3 separate regions of the Homo sapiens genome follow, and regions 1 and 2 are each linked to region 3. A link is an interaction called in ENCODE POLR2A ChIA-PET data of the cell type or tissue named here. Cell type or tissue: MCF 10A. All regions are shown on one strand.

The links. ChIA-PET counts read pairs that join two places held together with the same protein. Peaks named below come from ENCODE experiments on the same cell type or tissue, not always from the same donor. Only the 100,000 strongest peaks of a DNase experiment are listed, where the experiment ranks them.
Region 1: POLR2A ChIA-PET joins it to region 3 with 6 read pairs; 3 of 35 experiments call an interaction of 5 or more read pairs at or near these places.
Region 2: POLR2A ChIA-PET joins it to region 3 with 8 read pairs; 5 of 35 experiments call an interaction of 5 or more read pairs at or near these places.

What each region holds. Positions count from the first base shown.
Region 1 is chr13:33,568,892-33,572,891 of GRCh38, reverse strand. LOC102723406 (a long non-coding RNA gene) reads right to left here. Exons shown (of 6, transcript XR_007063750.1): 3 at 2,049-2,230. It also overlaps a transcript of STARD13 not described here. Among named protein-coding and RNA genes, the nearest start is that of LINC02344, 240 kb to the right of the region's middle. In MCF 10A, no CTCF peak of the experiment used is centred here; no DNase peak of the experiment used is centred here.
Region 2 is chr13:33,692,686-33,696,685 of GRCh38, reverse strand. No RefSeq gene overlaps it. Among named protein-coding and RNA genes, the nearest start is that of RFC3, 120 kb to the left of the region's middle. In MCF 10A, no CTCF peak of the experiment used is centred here; no DNase peak of the experiment used is centred here.
Region 3 is chr13:33,640,938-33,644,937 of GRCh38, reverse strand. It overlaps a transcript of STARD13 not described here. Among named protein-coding and RNA genes, the nearest start is that of RFC3, 180 kb to the left of the region's middle. In MCF 10A, no CTCF peak of the experiment used is centred here; DNase peaks (open chromatin) are centred at 1,447 and 2,087.

The DNA of each region.
Region 1 (4,000 bases), 72 kb after region 3:
ATTGGCCTAGTATTTTCATTCAACCTATGTGCATCCTTCCATATACTTTAAAACATCTCCAGGTTATTTATGATACCTAATATAATGCCTATACATCACTTAATTCTTGTGGATTAAACATAATACTTGATGTGTATCCAGTTCCGTTTTTGCTTTTTGTAACTTTGTGGAATGATTTCTCTGAACATTTTTATGGTTGGTTGAATCCATGGAGGTGGAACCCCTTGGATACAGAGGGCTGGCTGCATTTAGAACATAGTATAAAAGATATTTGAAAAAATAGTTTGTATTCCAATGCCATTTGAAAATGTAAGTTGCATTTGATATAAGAAACACTTCAAACAAATTAAAAGAGTTTGAGTAATGAACAAGTCATGGATTGGGCAGCCTTCAAGCCAGAGTAGGCTCAGAGACTCCAGCACAGCCACGTGGTGGAAGAAGATTTATGGACAGAAAAAGGAAAGTGACATACAGAAAATGAAAGTGAGGTACAGAAACAGCTGGATTGGTTACATCTTGGTGTTTGCCTTATTTGAACATGGTTCGAACAGTTGGCTACATTTGATTGGCCAAAACTCAGTGACTGGCACAAGTGTAGGCTACAGTCTGTTTACACCTCCACTTGTTATAATTCACAATGTACAGAGAAAAGTTTAGGTTGAACTCAAAAATATGTAAGGAGGCAACTTTAGGCTAAACTTGATTTAACGCATTATAAGTAAGAAATTCTGGTACCTGGAAAGGGAGACTAGGGACAGTTGATGGTTGACGATTAGGATGCTACTATGCAGGCAGAAAACAAGAAATCTTGCAGGTGCTTGCTTATTGAAGCAAATATATAGTTCTTTATCTCTGTTTCTGGTGTGCAATTTAATTAATATTTACCAGGCTTTGTTGTTTCCCACACACTGCTAACTTAAGGTCCTGAGGACATTGGCCTAGCAAATTCCCTGGTTATTTTCTTTCACAGCTATCCTTGCAGTGGGGTTTTCTTGGTACCTCCTCTGCTCTCAGAAGCCCACACACTCTTAAGTCCCAGAAGAGACATGGTTTCAGGTCCTCTTAAATATTCTCCACTTCATAGCATCCAGTTATACATATAGTCAAACAGCAAGCAGTTATTTCTGTGACTGACAGGCATCTGGTACAAAGCAGGCTACATCTCATCCCTGGACCCTGCATAGCACACTCACCTCTTAGAAAGCGGGACAGGATATTGAGCCTGCTCTCCTTCATTAGAAACTGTTCAAGTTTCTTTATCTGATGAACTTGAATATAGGATATAGAATAACTGCTGGCAAGGCAATGATGGGGAAAGAGTGTGGCCTTGCTGGCTCAGAAGACTCAGAAGTACAGACCAAGTCCCTTCCAACACTCTGACTCTTAGACTTGAGTATTTGAGTTATGTAACTAATATATAGCATAAGGTATGCAGAAAAATGCAGGCATTATAAATAGCTACTGCATTTAATTTTTAACTATCTACACACTAGACATTTTGTTCTCAAAAGCAAAATAAATAAACTCAAAATAAGTTGAATTGAGATACTAATTTTATGGATTGAAAGACCTTTGTTTACTTTGTGAGGAGTTCCTCACTTTGATAATTGTGATAGGGCACAACATGAATTATAATTGCCAAGCCAACTTAAAATAAAGGTAATTCTACTTGTTATTCTCGAACAATTGAAATCCGTTGTGATGGAATCTCAGTTCTTTGGAGAGCAGGAGATGTCTTCCCCTCAGGAGTCTGACACATGCCCAGTAAATTCAAAACGTGCACAGGAGGAGCTGTCAGACACCAGACTGGGAATTTCTGCCAATCCATAGGACTAGAGTCTTTACCAAAGGATTTCTCCTCAAGGATACCCAAGGTGCAGCATGATGCCTCCAACTCTCAGGATGGTATGAACATGGGAGTAGTTGAGGATAATATTCATATTTCCTCCCTCAAGCCATATCTTTCTGTATATCTTTCAAATCAGAGCTTCAAAGAAAAATCCAAAACATATCATAAGCAAAAATCCAACACAATATTTGTTTCTAACCTTGACTAAATAGCCTTTGCTGTTGGTAGAGAACTCCATATGTGTGACATGACAGACGCTTCATTTGATCAGTCTGGAAAAGAGTGAGACAGTGATGCTTCTGCACAGCTGTCCCTCCGTTAAACGCATCTAAAGAACCTCAGTCAGGAGCTTTCTTCCGAAATGAGCAAACTGTCTGTGGACTAACAAAGAAGAAAGATTTGCATTACCAAGACAGTCTCAGTAAACAGGTTGGAAGTAAACCAGAAAAGAGCAAAACTGAACAAAAAGCAATCCACCTAGTAGTGAGTTGTTAGCGAATTACAGTAGGAATGATCCTTATAAATGTTCCAATGATGATTTCTATGCATTTCCAGTTTAAATATAATGCTCTTGCCAAGAAAAGTTAAGGGTTAAAAGTTCATTAGTGAGTCTTTGAATGGGGGTCAAATGGGTAACATAAATTACAAAGTTTAAATCATCTATGAGTGTCCTGGTATGTCCAAAGTTTTGCTTATTAATATCTAAAACATAAATGGTATGACTACACAATGGATAGAAAAATCAAATCCCCAAATAATCTAACTTGTACATGAGAATGAGTAGCTAGTTTTTAGAGATTCTGACTTCCTCCCCCGTGCTCTTTCATAGATGCCTTTATTGATACACAGTGGCACATGGAAGCCCAGCTTTAAATGGGTCAGATGAGAAACGATATTCATTACTTTAAACTGGATGTACTTAGAATATAGCCACACACTGATATTTCCCTTTGGCTCATAAATTTTTTTTGTATTTCATTAGTTTTTGTGGTACAGATGGTCTTTGGTTACGTGGATAATAAGTTCTTTAGTGGTGATTTCTGAGATTTTAGTGCACCTGTCACCCAAGCAGTGTACACTGTACCCAATATGTGGTCTTTTATCCCTCATCCCGCTCCCACCCTTCTCCCCAAGTCCCCAAAGTCCATTATATCATTCTCATGCCTTTGCTGGTTAGTAAATTTTTAACACGAACAAGCATAATTCTCCTTATTCATTTTATTTTATCTCTATCTTAAGCTATTGATCAAAGGGAAAATTAATATTTCTGTCTGAAAGTTAATAATCTACTCTGTTGCCATTTCATCACAACAGTAAGTCAAAAAAGTCAATCAATTACGATTGAAGTTAATAATGAAATATTAGTGTAATTACCACTTCCTAACTGATGCGGGTCTTTTTTTAACCTTCTTTCTTCTGATTGAGATGTTACCTCTATATGCAGAAGATTTCTTTCTGCTCACTTTCACCTCATTTAACATCTTTTCCCTTTAACTTCAAGCTCTAATTATATAAGACTATTAAATCCTTAAAATTTCTTAAAGATTGATCTCACAATTGAACATAAAAACCCTCCTCTAATTACAAACTATTTATTTATTTATTTGGAATAGAGCATTTAGCCCAGGCAAGGGGTTCGATAAGGCTTACTGCAGATGAGTTTTTCTTGTTAATTTACATAAGGTCTTCATGTTACAATGGTTATGTATTTTTACAGCTCATATTCAATATTGCCAAACTGCTCTTCGAAGTATTCAACCAATCTACATTTTTATCAACAAGGTATGAGTAGGAAGTAGCCCTGAAATTTACACTGTCCTTATTACCTTTTCACAAAGAATAACATAGTATAACATCATATACAAGATTATTTGATAGCTCTAAACTAGCCATTTAACAGGCCATGCATATAAATTAATATCTTCCCACTTCAACACTTAAATTTTATAGACATAAGCTTAAGTAAACTCTGCCTTGGTGTTATTTGCACTCAGATCAGAATGGCCAGTCTACCCACTGAGAAGTTCTCCTATGAGTCTTCTCCTGTACTGTCATATTTGTGAAGCCATTTTTAATAGGGTAATGGTTATTGGTAGTTTAAAAAAGTATAAGTTTTCTATAGGAGAACTCAATTGTCTAGCTTACTATGTC
Region 2 (4,000 bases), 52 kb before region 3:
GAAGGTTGCCTGCAGCTTATGAGATATTTTGGAATAGCACTATTACAAATATTTTAGATGCATTTTTTTTCATTTTCACTATTAGTTTTGATTGTTGAGGCCCGTAACAGATTTCAACTGAGTGGATTACAAGCCTGTAAATGTAAAAAGGGCAGGGAATTCCCAGATCTAAAGTTTAATTTTTGGGGGGGAAAAGTGTTCAGATGAAGAGCAAAGATAACAAGTTTGAGGTACAAGACTGAAATTGGAGCTGAGGTCTTTGGGACATGGGGTTTTTCCTGTCACTCAAGAGTCTGGGCATTTTAAGGAGAATCAAAGTGGAATCCATGCATGTGAATCTGATGGTGGCTCTTCTGGCTGTTCTCACCCTGCTGTGCAGAGATGAGGTGGTCTGTGGAGAAGCTCTTGGAGACTGCTGTGGGGAAAATTGCTTTATGGAAATGAGGTTGTCATTTTTTGATAATAGCAAAGATACCTAGATATTTCACGTTTAAAAAACTCCAAACAGTAAAATTTGGTTATTTGTCACTACCCTACACTGCTTCAGTTCACTCCAACATCTTCACAGGAGCTCTCCACCCTGGCCTGGAGTCAGAGGAAAGAACAGTGTTGCTGGAATCCATGTAGTTGAGGCTCAGCTTGATTTTACCTTCTTTATGGATGCACCTTAGTGTGTGTGAGTATGGCTGCAAACCAAATTCAAAATGAAGGGGAAAAAGCCAATTTGAGAGCCTTATACTAATGAGAACATATATTATGAGAGATTCCTGGCAAATTGTATTTTATTTCTAAGATGTCACTTCCCCATGGTAGAAAATTGCATAAGGGCTCTAGGTCTGAAATCTAAGAGTTACCATATATTTTTGGATGAAATGTTCTGAATCCCACTCTGTAGAGTCTATTCAGACCAAAGTTAAGGACCACGTTATTTACCATTTACCACCCAGGCAAGGGAAATCCAGCCTTCTCCTTGGGGAAGCAGATGATGATTTGTTGGTGGACCTGCAATATTTGCCATCCTATTGACTGGCGTGGTTGATCCAGATTATCTAACTGGATGGGGGTGCCCTTTCTTCCTGAACACTCATGTGGGCACTGCTCAAAGCTGCCTGATACCTGCTAGACCAAAGAAAGGAATCGAAAACTCATTCCATCCCTAAAAAACCAACTAGAGTCAAAGTGTAACAGCTTTAACTATGACATAATAGTAAGATCAGAATTCTTATTCTGCCATAATCTTAGAAAACCAGGTCAATATCTTGATTGCATCACTAGATTCTGGGTCGCGTCTGGTATATGAAGAAAGAACAGTGTAAGTTCAGTGTGCTCAGGGATTGAGCTCTGCCAAAAGCACCAACTGAAAAAGAAATTCTACACACTAAGGACTCTTGGGGAAAGAGAATGTTTCTCCCTTACCTAATAAGCGGTGCTTCTCAGGCATGGATAGAAAACAAATATCACCATTTCCTGTTCCATAAAATGAAGATAATATAGGATGTGGAGGAGGATAAACTGGCTGGGTTGATGTATATACACCCTTAGCATGGTATATAGCTAACAGTAAGTGTTCAAAAAAGGGTAGCTCTTTCTATTTCATTTTTCTCGTTAATGAAATAGAACACAGCAACAACTTATTATGGAAAAAAACATTAGGAATAAAGAAGCAAAGTGTATGTAATTCCTTGCTCTATCTTTTGGCATTTTGTTGACTTCAAAATTAGATGAGTCAATATTAACAGATTCCAGAATTATAAAATTTGAGAGTTAAAAGGCACCTTGTTCATCTGCTTATTGGTTTATTGAGTACCTACTATGTATTAGAAATAGAGATGTAAAGATGACTTAGACACTGCCTTGCCCTCCAGGAATATACACTCTAAGAGGAATGACTTGCAAACAATGTTAAAACAAAGAAGAAATACAGTGAGACAGACATGCAAAATGTATTAGGAAAGCATTGATGATGAAGACTTAACTCACTGAAGAGGTGAAGTCCTGGTTGTTAGGGAAAGCTACCTGGAGTCTATAAATGATGATGGTTGATTCAAGTTTTTATCTACAGCTGGTTAGTGAGGTATGGAATTTGTCCAGTGTCATGATAGGATGGGTTCAGGGCTATTGACAAGGCCTAGTGAGCTGAGGCCAGGAAAGGCCCTACTCAGGAAAGCAAGGAGTAATCCACCCACTTGCAGCTGTTGGCATCTGTAAGGCAGAATTGAAGATCAAGACAAAATAATATCCAAAGGACAGATATTATCTCAGAAAGTATCAGTACTAGGAATTTCAATCTAGTACATAAGGCACAGGAATTGTGGGAAAAAAAATAAATATTAGGTAGTGGTTCTGGGATATCAGTGCACTCACAGCCAGACTCTAGCCAGTGATTGAGGAAGCACAACATGAAATTCACCTCCTGGAAAGATCTGAAAAAATTCGAAAGGAAATCCCAGCCCCAGCTAAGAGGGCTGTGGTTTAGCTCAAGCCTTAGAGGGTCACCAGGGTAGACGGCATTGCATGCAGAGGTTGTGGTGTCGGGAGCAGGTTGGAGCCCCTGCTAGGTACTGGGCCAACAGTGTAAGAACGCAGAGCAAGTAGGGAAAGCACATACTCTGCAGCTGTCTCTGTGTAAGCTGATGCTCTGGGTGCACCTAATCTCAGCTCTTGATGGTGGTATGGATTAACCAACTGACCGGTTGCTTTCTACTTCACTTCATTTTCAATAAGACTTAAACTGACAATCAGCATGGCTAAAACCCATAGACCACTCAGATACTGACAGTTTATCCAGAGTTGCTGTTTGAGTTTAGATTGCATCTCCAGCTTGTATGTAATGGAAACAATTTATGTGGGTGTCTCATGTATGATGGAGAGACATGTAATGGGAAATTGGGGCACTTGACACTTCTAGGGGATAAGGAATTCGTATCTTGAGAAATACGATGGTTATGAATATGCCTTTAAATCTGAGTTCTTAGAGGCCTAGGTCAAGAATACCCAGAAATTAATAGGCCTACATCAGGGCTTGCACACAGTGGAAGCATGACTGATTTCTGCTATTCATGAGCACTCTACCACTTGCCATGCATGGTGTGTCACAGCTACTGTGGGACCAATCTTTCTTCCTGCAGTGGACAGACATTCTCCTCTCCCTCAAGGACATGGAAGATCAGAGAATTTGGCTGAGCCATTCATGGGCTGAGGCTCTCACAATGTCACATACAAACATACTTTTATGCACGAAAACTGTATACTTGCTGCTGATCATGATTATCGATATTAACACAAACTATTATTTTAGTGACTGCATCTATGGCAGATGTGATGCTGAGTATTTTATGAATATTATTTCCAGTCTTCGTAACAACCTTTTGATTTAGGTAGCACTGCTAGCTATATTTTTTTTAATAAATAAACCATGGCTCATAGAGGTTAAACAAATTTTCCTAGAACATAGAACTGGGAAGGGACTAAGGTTTTATTCAAATCTACTTCTATTGGATGCAAAACCAGTGCTATCCCCACCACCATCCTGTGTCTATATACCTTTGTCACAGGGCCTACTGCACTTCCAGGCAATTCCTGTTCTGTACCAAGTTGTCATTTAATGAATTTAAAGACATCCTTCATTTTCTGACATATCTAGCAAAAGGAATCAGAAAAGGGAGGGGGAGGTTAAACAGAAAAAGTCCAGTGGAAATAGCACATAAAAAACCCCTATATGTATTATAAATATATACAGTACCTGTGTGAGTGGAATGTAAACCAAAAATAAAATTTTGAGGCCCCCCTGCCAAACCATCTGAATGGACTCCCTCCTCTCAGTCAGGGCACTCCAAAGTTAACCTGAAGGACAGCTCAGGCCATGACGAGAAGTGAGGGTCAAACATGCCTCCTCATGCCCTCTTCTCTTTTGGAATTCAGGAAAAGCCGACCAGCATTGACATCAACACAGACCTTAAGTATGATGAGAAATATTTACAATCTATTCTTTTTGAAGCCT
Region 3 (4,000 bases):
CTATTTCTGACTTGAAGGTTTTGTACTCTAATGATGCAAGTCTGTCACATGCATATTGTTATATTGGAGCCATCTCAACATTTGAGTGTCATTATTCCTAGAAAAGCCCATATTTAAGATCTGTCCAGAGAAACTCCCAGGGGAGGGAGTGGAGCATTTCAGGAGGTTGCTCATTGGTTTAGTTCTGCTTTTTTGGAACACAGACTCACCCACAAGTAGTTGCTAGTGCTTTTTCGTTTTGTTTTGTTTTGTCAATTATAGGCTTGGAGTGGAAGAACAGCTGGAAGTAGAAATCTGTCAGCTCTAGGAACTGACCTCCCCCTCTCTTTCATGGCCGCATGACGCCTCTTCAACTCTCTCTGCCTCTCATTGTATCTCTGTTTTTCTCTGTCTCCTCTCTACCAACAAGATCTTCCTAAACTTCTGTCATCTCTGTATGTGTATGTGAGTGTTGCGTGTCTCTGTGTGTGCGCTGTGCAAAGTACCCAATTCATTTTCCCGGCATTCGGGAATCAGGCACCATTCACATCTCTGCCTATGTGATGCTACCCCCAAGGGCCAGGGCTCTTCCTGTTATAGGTAGCTTTTGCTTACTTGGACTAACTTTGTGATAATTATCTGAATGGACTATTATTTTCTCCATTTTACAGGTGAAGAAATTAGGCTAGAAAGATGTTAGTGTTGTCCCAAGTCACACACCCAAGAAATGGCCAGACCAGGCCTGAGTCCAGTACTGTGGGGCCCCTGGAGCCCATGCTTTCAACCCTCTCCGATTCTCCCGCACTGCCTTGTTTTGCACATGGGTGGTCCATTCTTGTCCTTAAAGCTTCTCAACTGTGCAGGTTCAGCTCCCATCCTTTTGTAAAAGGTTGCCAATTGGGAATTTCCCTGTTGTTTCATAATTTTAGTTAAATCCTCAAAACTGAAGCTAACAAGTAGGAAGAGTCCTCAATTTTTAAAGGAGAACCTGGAGGAGCAGCCAGATATCTCCTACCTGCAGCCCTTGCTAAGAGGTGTCCAAACTGGAGTTTTGAATCTTAGCCCATCTCCCCATCCAGCCTCTCTCAGCAGATGTCTAGAATCTCCTGGGGGAAGCAAGGAGGGCATGGAGAGTTCACTGATGCAAGAGAGTAGTCTGAGTTAGGAGAGTTGTTGGGGAAGTTTAAGAAGCGTGCAGTGTGAGCTGCTCACCAGCGGCTTAGACCAGGTGAGAGAGGCGCTGGGGGGAAGTGAGGATGCCTGCCCCATGGCAGACTGGCACCCGTTCACCAGCTGAAAGTATGCTGACCTGCAAAACCAAACTGAACCGGGTGTGCGACAGGAGAGTTCCTGACAAAGAACTTTCTCCAAAGCTAATTTCCTTTATTGTGTCTCGTGAACAAACTGATCTCAAGTCTATATTTCTCAATTCACATTCCCAAGATAGAGTCTGGTTGACTCAGCCCTGACTTTATTCTGGGCCACACTATGAGTCTCCAGCCGGCTGTTGGCTTGGCTGCTGGTGCTGAGTGCCCACCCCTAGTCCAGCTGGCTGTGGCCAGGACAGGGTCAAATGGAACCAAGGACAAGGCCTGAAGGCCATTCCTTTTGAAGGCGTGGTGGGCAGGACACTTCCCTTATGGAGGCAAAACAGGCAAATACGCAGCGTTCTTTTAGGCATCAGGGACTGCTGAAGATTTCTGCAGGAGGAACCAGAGAAGACAGTCAAGCTCTTCCTAAAAGTCCTCCTCTATCTGTGTGTGTGTGTGTGTGTGTGTGTGTGTGTGTGTGTGTGTGTGCATGTTCTATGTAAAGTACCCAACTCACTTCACTGGTATTTAAGAGAATCTCAAGGTACAGCAATGCATTTCGTATTATACATGCATGCATATTTGTGAGAAAGCTGTATGGCTCTCCTTTCCCGAGCAGCTGGAAGCAGTGATCCATCTCTTGCAGGCCTTCATTGCAGGGCGATTGCTTAATAAATATTTATTGTGTGGAAACTCTGTCCTTGTGTATGAGTTCACCCTGACCTCTTGCCTCAGTCCAAACCTGGCTTCCTTGATCTCAGCTTTATTTGTTCTGAAGCAAGTAGGGAGGTTTTTTTTTTTTTTTTTTAATGTTTGTTTGTTTGTTCCCAGCATTCCTCTGCAGTATCTGGGGATCTCACAGCCCCCACTGTCATCCGGCCTTTGAGGAAACACAGGGCGATAGACAGAGCAGGAGAGGCTGGAGTCAGCCAGATGTTACTAAATCCCACCTGCGCCATTTACTGACTGTGTGACTCAGGGCAGGTTATTTAAGGCCTCTTGGATGTTTGAGATCAGGAAACTGAAGTCCAGAAAATTAAGCAGCTGGATCTTGTAAGCTTCTGCTGATTAACTTGTAAACGGGGCTCCTGGGAGTCACCCCTTGGAATGTTTGGAAGCCTTCAAGAAGAGACAAGTTTCTGCAGGGGGCCTGAAGCACAGGAAGTGCCTGACTCTTGAGTGACCAGACCCACAGCCGTCCTGTGTTCTTGCCACAGACTCTTCTCCCTGGCTGGAGCTTTGCTCCAGGCCCACCAACTTTTGCTCAAATTCTCTTTGTCTTGAAACTTCTCAAGCATCTTTCTTAAATTGGCTGCTGAATGCAGCCTTCTGTCTGCATTGCTGATCACACCTCCCTCACTTAAGCATTTGTTAAATCCAGGTGTTTATTTTTTGAGCTCTAATTTATTCACATTCCCTACCTCCCAAGCTTTACCCTCTAGACTGTTATCCTTTTCTCCTAGGTAAACGTCAGAAAAGATCAATCACCCTCATCAATTCATTAATTTAGTCATTCATCCAACTACCCTCTTGCCAGTACTCTGTATCAATACAATGTTTTTCAGTAGGGTGACGGGAAAGAAAAGAAGGGAAGACACAAAGATGAAAAAGACAAATTACTATTTTCAAAGAGCCTAGAGTCTAGAATGAGCACCACCATTGGTAGATAATAGTTGTATCTATCATTGTTATGCAATAGTTATAGCTTAAAATTAACAGAGTCAGTATTTCTTTTTCCTTTTTACATTAGCATGACAAAAATATCACAATCCTGTTCATTTCTATTCCAGTAGTTTGTATGGGACAGAGTAGACAAAAACTTTTGCTACCAAAAGTTACACGATCCAGCTGCTCGATTTTCTGGAATTCGGTTTCCTGATCTCGAACAAATGAGAATAATAATCAGTATATCACAGGCTTCTTCTGGAAATTAAATGAGAGAAAACAGCCATACAGCACGGTTCCAGGAGTACAGTAGACACTCAATAAAGTATGGGCTTGTTGGGGCTCAGAAAACAATACCCCAAAATGAAGACCTCAGAAGTAGTTTCATAAGCAAAACTTTTTCTCTGATCTTCTCCTGCCCTCCTGTCTCTCAATCCCATTCTTTCCCAAAGCTAGCCATAGAAACTAGAATCACTCTTCCCCAAGGTGGGTCATAGAAACCAGAACTCTCATTCCCAGAGCTAGCCATAAAACCTAAAATATGACTCTAAGTTTCCTTCCACCTTTCTGTGTAAAAACTGGCCATAAATAAATTACCTGAGCTGTGTGTGGTGGCCTCACACTTATAAACCCAGCAGTCTTTGGGAGGCAAAGGTGGGAGGATCATTTGAGCTCAGGAGTTTGAAAGCAGCGTTGACAACATGGTGAGACCCTGTCTCTGTTTAAGAAAAAGAAAAAAGAAAAGAAAGGAAATGATCTGACTTAGTTGTTTGACTGTAGGCCATAAGAACCCTATTCTAGAGAGAGTCCTGCCCCATACTCAGAATGAAGGAATGCATGCTCATAGAGGCCAAGCAGGATCTAGACACACAGGCTTTGCTGGGTTTCCCCACTCAGTCTATCAGCATTAGATCATACCCTTTGTGTCTAGTCCTATTTCTACATGGCTGTGCATACTTTGTTGAACCTAAGCCTAAAGATGAACAATTCCCCCTGTGTCTTTGGGTCTTCATTCTGAAGGCTCCTGTGTATACACATTAAATAAA